2 separate regions of the Homo sapiens genome follow, and region 1 is linked to region 2. Evidence: chromatin contacts called from ENCODE Hi-C or POLR2A ChIA-PET data. All regions are on one chromosome and are shown on one strand. Each heading gives the region's core, a stretch centred on a gene start or an enhancer-like site at or near the end of the contact. The rest is flanking DNA. Distances are from core to core; before and after follow the strand shown. Region 1 overlaps LOC102724877. Region 2 has its middle 99 kb from the start of LINC02038.

The links. Hi-C counts contacts between places; a loop is a spot of excess contacts on that map. ChIA-PET counts read pairs that join two places held with the same protein, here RNA polymerase II (POLR2A). Pooled maps may share reads with other maps.
Region 1: a loop to region 2 is called in a pooled map, with 2.9 times the contacts of the local background. The contact joins two enhancer-like sites. A Hi-C loop is called at or near these places in 2 of 50 pooled maps. POLR2A ChIA-PET finds 5 or more read pairs at or near these places in 5 of 52 experiments (AG04450, HepG2, OCI-LY7 and 2 more).

What each region holds. Positions count from the first base shown.
Region 1 is chr3:194,099,789-194,103,157 of GRCh38, reverse strand. All of the region lies in intron 4 of LOC102724877, which reads right to left. Among named protein-coding and RNA genes, the nearest start is that of LINC02028, 31 kb to the right of the region's middle. RefSeq lists an enhancer at 1,932-2,221. Within about 2 kb of position 1,422, at least 5 of the 41 ENCODE cell types and tissues checked have a DNase peak (open chromatin) inside an H3K27ac peak, as active enhancers do; they include OCI-LY7, where a contact is called at or near this core.
Region 2 is chr3:193,743,431-193,747,214 of GRCh38, reverse strand. No RefSeq gene overlaps it. Among named protein-coding and RNA genes, the nearest start is that of LINC02038, 99 kb to the left of the region's middle. Within about 2 kb of position 2,499, at least 8 of the 41 ENCODE cell types and tissues checked have a DNase peak (open chromatin) inside an H3K27ac peak, as active enhancers do; they include OCI-LY7, where a contact is called at or near this core.

The sequences.
Region 1 (3,369 bases), core at 173-2,672, 360 kb before region 2:
CCTTTTCTATTGGAGGGATGCTTTGAGGATCAAGTAGTTTATAATTATAAAGGTATTTTATCCAGACACTGGCTAATTTATTCAACAAACTTTGCCGAATGGCTACAAGACAGGTTTGGGGTTTGCAAAATATATTCTCTCCTTAGAAATAATTTGAACTATTCTAGAAATCTGATGTTTAAAAGAGCTAAGTATAGTAAAACATGGCAAGTGCTGTCCAATAGCCACGCTTAAATTAGGGGATGATTAGAGAAAAAAACAAGTAACTGTGATTGTGAAGTTCAGGGCTGTGTAGGTTAAGGGAGGCTTCACTGAGGTGGTGGCACTGAGCTTATGTAGGAATGAATGAGGTAGAGAAGGTCCTTCTAGACAGAGAACAACATAAACAAAGGCTCTGAGGTATGGGGTGGAGGGATTGGGGTGGCTACTATTTCCAGGTGGCCTCATAACGTGACTAGTAAGTACAGACCTGAGAGGTCTTTGCTGCCTGCTTCGTTTATTTGGGGCTGATTGCCTGGGTCATTTTAGGTTTCAGTCCTGTGGTTGGAGCCGTCCGTCCAAAAGTCACTGCTGTGCTTACACTGCCAACCACCTAAGACTTTTGTTTGTTTGTTTGTTTTTATTCTTCATGTGCTCTGGTGGGGGAGGTTTACTGCCAGCAGCAATGTCCTACTTCCTAAGATTTTAACATCACTTCGAGTTAAGGAGGGGAAGTTGATTTCCAGGTAGGTCATTTTTTTTTTCAACCAGTTGGGAAGGCGAGTTGGCCCCTATAGGGACTGAGAAAATAAGAGATGGCCAGAGCCCTCGTCCAGCACCATCTGAGATCTGTCACTGCCTGCTCCCCTCTGGCTGCCTGAGCGTGTCCACAGCAGTGGTGGACACAGGCTTGGAGCATGTGGTGCTCAGCCAATGGGCAGACAACAGCAGTGGAGATGCCACTGAGGGCCCAGAGAAAAGGCACTTTGGTACATCTGGGAGAGGCCACTCCCTTCCTGAGCCAGCCAGGAGAGTGGGAGCTGTACCTCTTGAAAGCCATCATGATGTGGAGTCTCTGCCGGGTCACAGTGGGTGAGACCAAAAGTGAGGGTGGGTGGCACCCATAGGAGTACATGCAGAAGCAAAATCACTTCCTGGAATGGCTGTCTGAGCAGGCAGAGGGTGCAAACACAGCCCTGCACCTTAGGGAACCTTTAGTTGGATGTGAGGACTGTGCTCTCCCTTGCTTCTCCAGGCTGCGGAGGCATTGTGCTGCCTTCTTGCAATGCTGTAATGGTGAGGGAAGGGGACCCTGCACCTGGGGGTGTGGGAGGACAGCCTGAGGGTGGATGCTTAGTTCTGAGCTCCCAAACTAAAGCCAAGGACTTTGTCTTGCTTGTATTGGACAGCGCCCTTGGGTGCTGAGTTAATATTTTACCCAGCTTGCAAATAAGGGTTATCTGTTTGTCTCTGTAAAGGACACGGGGGCAAATGGCTTTCTGCACTACTGCTGTTGGTATGAGTGCTCATTCTCTTTGGGCAAAGGAAAGGAAAGAGATGGAGCCTTATCACTGCTCCTTTTTAGTTCATTGATGTAGGTGGCCAACTTTCTGAAAAATGGCCCCAGGGGACTGTGACCCTGGGTGGATCTTTACTCTGAACTTAGGAAGCAGCTTCATGCAGTAGAAATAACCTGAAGTTTGCAGTCAGCTAGGAGTGCATTCAAATTTCTCCACTTCCTAGTTGTGGTACTTAGGGAAGTACCTTCGCCTCTTAAAGCCTCAGTTTCCCCATCGGTACGGCAGGCATGAACTGCTCTCCTGGTTGGGTCGTGAGGTATGAAGGGGAGAGCGCAGTGGTATCTCCTGTGCTTGCTGGTTAGCTCTGAGTCTGGATGTGACACAGCTCTCAGTGGTCTAGAGATTGAGAATCGAAAAGCTTTCGGTTCATGAAAAACCATCTCAACGTCAGAGCTGGGGGCAAGCAGAGAAACCCAGGGTCAACCACTTCATCGGCCAGAAGAGGAAACTACACCTCGCCCTGCAGGTCCCCTGTGGCCACCACACCTGTCCTCAAACCTGCAAAAACACCACAGAATGGGGACTCCGGCACCCCCAGGCTTTCCGGACCTGTCCTCAGCATCCTCCTCCCCACCACCTGACCTGGCGCTTACTCTCCCAGCTCCATTTCGCCTTTGCTTTTGGACTTGGCCCTTGCTAGTTCCCAGCTCTGGCCTCAGGTCCACTCAGCAGTGACTCTGATCACATGCCCGGTGCCTTGCTGCTGGCTACCTCTGATGCACACACCCCGCATTGCAGTGGGGCCAGGACCTTAGTCCTTCAGAAGAAGGCTTTTCTCTCTCCCTTCTTCCCCTGGGTGATGTGTTGGTTTCTCTCCTTCCTCCCTCTCTCTCCTTTTTATTGCTTTTATAGTTATGGGGAGCAGTCTTTAAAGATTGTTGGTGAACACACCATACGCCTGCTTCATCAAGCAGTAGGTATCTGCCAGAAGAAAAAGGATGTCCTTGATGTGAAAAAATAAAAAAAGGGCTGTCAGCCCCTCCTTCGGTGGGCAGAGGGAAGACTCAGGCCAGCTCCTGATAGCAATGACTGAGTCCAGCTCCTCTAGACACTACGGAGTGTCTTGAAGAATTCATCTCCCTATCCCAGCCTTAGTTTCTTTTTTTTGTAAAATGGGGCAATCATGATTCCAATCCAGGCAACTTCATCGAGTTGCTGTTGGGACCACAGCAGGCACTGGATATGAAAACAATACATGGTAAAGCTACAAACCCCTGTGCACTCTACAGGGGTTGCTCATGGCCGTTTTCAGCTCCCTTCTGGGCTGAGGCCTGTCTATTTTCAACTGGATGGGTCTGAGTTGTGTGAAGTAGCTTCCTGTGAAGGCCCCTCAGTTTCCAGGACTGGAGAAGAACAGCAACTAGTTGCCTCTGATTCCCGCTCCCCAGCCCCTTCTCTCTGGACCGTGCCTTGTGGGCGGTGGGTGGTGGGGAGGCTCAAGGGATCCTCCAGCATCACTTTGCTGGGAGTGTGACTCTCCTGATGGCAAACACACCAGAACCGAGAGCCCCAACTCCCGGAATCCTCAGTTACAGGTGGCAGGGAGAGGTGGAGTCCAGGGAGAAGTGTGGGGCTTGCATGGGTGACATTGCATTCCTGGATAAGCAGGGAGAAAAGTCATAAAGGACAGCCATCCCTACTGTTCAGGTGTAACATGGCCACCAGTGGCACATGAATAAGGCATTTACATTCACCTCGAAGGTGCCAGGAGACTTGTCCAGACCTTCCTGAGGGAGCACAGCTCCAGTTTGGACATATTTACTAGTCTATTCATTTGTTCACAGATTTGTTTGACTATTTCTTCAGTCAT
Region 2 (3,784 bases), core at 1,250-3,749:
CAACCTCCTTAATCAGCAGAGAAATGATCTCACAGTGATTGAAGTTCTATAAGAAAGATTTTGAATGAGCAATTAAATGGCACACGATGGACAAAATGACAGCAGTGACATACCAAGTGGGGAGGCCTGGTGAGAGCAGTTGCCCCTGGGTACAGGCGACAAGGAGGTAGATCATCTGTAGCAAATTTTAAAACAATAATAAAATCAAATAAAAGTGGTCTGCTTTTTATCATTACCCAGCGACAGCAATTCTTAATAGGGTCAGTGATAACTTGCCCATAGACCCCCACATCCCTCCCATTCGCCCTTGTGCTATATCGAATGTGAGTCTCATTTTCTCCCTTAACATATTCCCTCTCTAAAGCCTTCCAGAAATATGCATTTTTAATGGTTGCATGATACTCCTTATTTTGTTAACAGATCCCTTATTACTGAACACTAATGCTGTTCTCAATTTTTCAATGTTATAAACGACATTAGGACAATATCTCTGTGTTATCATCCTTGACAGTTTTTCAGGATTTTGCCTTGAGAGAGAAATGTCTCCTCTTGATTTTTGATCTTGGAGGAAAATCTTGGACAGTGAACTAGCTGAAAATGTGTAGATGAGAATGTACCTGAGAGGAGGTCAGTAGAACCTGAGATACAGGCTGAGAGTGGCAAGGAGAGCGGGGGAAGGGGAGCAGCCTGGGAGGGCTTCAGGAGAAAGAGGAGCATGTGCAGAGTGGGCCCAGGGGAGAGCAGAGAGAAACATAGTGCCAGGCCCGGCCCAGAACAGAGGTTAGGAGTATAGGAAAGCCACCATGTTCCTTGCGGCTGGGCAGATTTGATCTCTCTGTGCCTCAGTTTCCTCATCTTTAAAATGAGCTTAGAAATAGAACTTAACTCTGTGACCCATTTTTTTTTTCCTTTTTGGAGACAGGGCATCACTCTGTCGCCCAGGCAAGAGTGTAGTGGCGTGAACATAGCTCACTGTAGCCTTGAATTCCTAGGCTCAAGTCATCCTCCCACCTCAGCCTCCCAAGCAGCTGAGACTACAAGTGTGCACCACCATGCCTAGCTAATTTGTGTATTTTTTGTAGAGACAGGGTCTCGCTATGTTGTCCAGGCTGGTCTTGAACTTCTGAGTTCAAGCAATCCTCCCGCCTTTGCCTTCCAAAGTGTTGGGATTACAGGTGTGAGCCACTGCGCCCAGCTTATGTAGATGAATACCTGTAAGCACATAGAAAATTACCCGGCAATACATGTTTGGTAAATAAAAGTGAATGATGGCGAGGCACAGTGGCTCATACCTGTAATCCCAGCACTTTGGGAGGCTGAGGTGGGTAGATCACTTGAGGCCAGGAGTTTGAGATCACCCTGGCCAGCATGGTGAAACCCCATCTCTACTAAAAATACAAAAATTAACCAGGCATGGTGGCACACACCTGTAGTCCCAGCTACTCGAGAGGCTGAGGCAAGAGAATCACTTGAACCCAGGAGGCAGAGGTTGCAGTGGGCCGAAATCATGCCACTGCGCTTTAGCCTGGGTGACAGAGCAAGACGCTATCTCAGAAAAGTGAATGAGGCTTCTGGGTGGAGCCTAAGACAGACAGCACCAAAGTAGGAAATTCTTGCTTAAGAGCACAAAAAATGGAGGCCGCGTTTCCCCTCATGAGGGAAAGTGAGTGGCAATGTTGCCTGAAGCCAGCCTTCCAACAGGGCAAATGCTGCTGGTCTGGTTGGGAAGCCAGCTGCCCTTTATCTCCCTCTGGCCAGTATCTGAAATCAGCTGTGAGAGAGAAATGCAGAACACTAGGAGATAGGAGCAGGCCGCTTTCCTCTTCCATCGGCTCTTCCGGGGCACCAGTCACTGCTTATTAAGCAGTTTATGTCATTAAGCATCTCCCTGGGGGAGCTGGAGAGCCACAGCACAGTGTAGATAATGAAGATCTATTGCATAAGCAGAAAAAGTTCAATGGAAAATGCCTCCTTCTGCGCTCCCTGGCTGCCCTCACTTGAGCCCTGTCTCCTTTTTATTAGCAGCGTGAGAGGATTCAACATTGTTTTTATTTTCTCACTCCTTGTGGGGAAAGACATTGATCCAGGCTTAAGAAGTCTTTCTGCGTCTGTTTCTTTAAACTAAGAATTGGGTTTCACTCTGGGCTAACTGTTCCTTTAGGTACAAGCTGAATGGCTCCCATTGCCAAGGTGAGCCCCAGACACATTTCTGACACAGCTCACTTCCTTTTTAGGGCCCCTAAAGTCAAGGTTAGTGCCTGCTCTCAAGCCCCTCAGGCCAAGGAGACCTGCCCTCAGAAATAAGATGTCTTGAATGGGAACAAAGAGCTCTATCATGCCCTTGGTTTCTTCATGTTTAAAATGCAGAGCAAAGGAGTACATGAGGTCAAGAGCCTTCTAGTCTGAACCTTCTGTGGAGTGGAAGGACACTAATGGGCCAGACAGCTTCTAGATGCAAGGCGGGCTCAGGCCTGGGTGAGGTCAGGACGGGAGACACGGAGAGGAACAAGTTACCTAGCCTCAGCCAGCAGAGTCCCGGGCCAGCCTCACAGCGACGGGAGGTGATTTTGTCACGTTCACTGACCTCTGACTCTTTCCTCAAGGAAGGGTTTGTGTCATGAGTGAACAGAGACAGGTGAAAAGCCCCCTCTAATTTCTAGCACACAGTCCTGCAAGCCTCTGCAGGAAGGAGTTGGGAGCTCTGCGTTTCCCTCTCGTTGGCCTCCTGCCTGCCTGTCTGCCCTGGACCTTGCTTACCAGCTTATCCAAGCTGCATGGAGGTTCAGGGGTGCCATCTGGGTCTCCTCAGCCCAAATATGGGACTTTCAAAATCTCCCCCCAACACAAACACACCCTGCTGTGTTGATTCCGTTCCCGTACTCTCCACTCCATCTCTTCCCATCCACCTTCATATTTGCTCTTAGAACCAGAGCCTGTGACCACGTGAGATACTGTATTGCAGTCACCTGGAGTTTGCTTTACAGGAAAAGTAAACGCCCCCTCCCCTTTTCCTCCTAGTCTCTTTGGTTTAGAAGGATGATGTCATCTGAATAACAGCCTGAAGTAAATGATTAGGAAAAGTGCCCTTCTCTTGAACCCTGTGGACACCATCTAGCTCTGAGACAGAGATTCAGTTAGAAATGCTGCAGCTGGAAAACAATTCACACACCATGCCCATGAAGTGTGTGAAGCTCTGGAAGAAAAGACACGAAGAGGATATTTACGATTGGGGAAGGAAGCATAGCGTGGTACACCTGAATCAGGAGGACTGTGAAGGGCGGCAGTGAGGAGTGAAACCAGAGCCTGAAATTGCCACACTTCCTCCGTGTCTGACTCGGTGCTTCTCAAACTGAGCATTTTCAACATCTTTGACAAAACAATTCAGCCACGGAGGGGAGTCTTGCGCATTGTAGGATGTTTAAGCCAGAATTCCTGGCCTCCACCCACTACATGCCAGAAGTAACTTACCCCAACCAAGATGAGATTAGCCACTGGCATGAAGGAAATAAAATATTAGAACTTCTATGTATTTTTATTTGATTACAAAACATAGAATTTAAGTTTTATTAACATTGATGATGCCCAGACATAATCCAAGACATGTCAGTGAGATGTCTATAACTTAGACAGGTAGACGGAGAAACCCTCATCTGCTCTATCATTCTGAGCTTATTACAGGGCATTGTAGTTCATATTTGTCCAATTAGGTTGGATTCAGTAATTATTTTAAATGGGAGATGGCAAGTAACTGTGAAGATTCTATAAGTCATCTCATGGCAAGGAA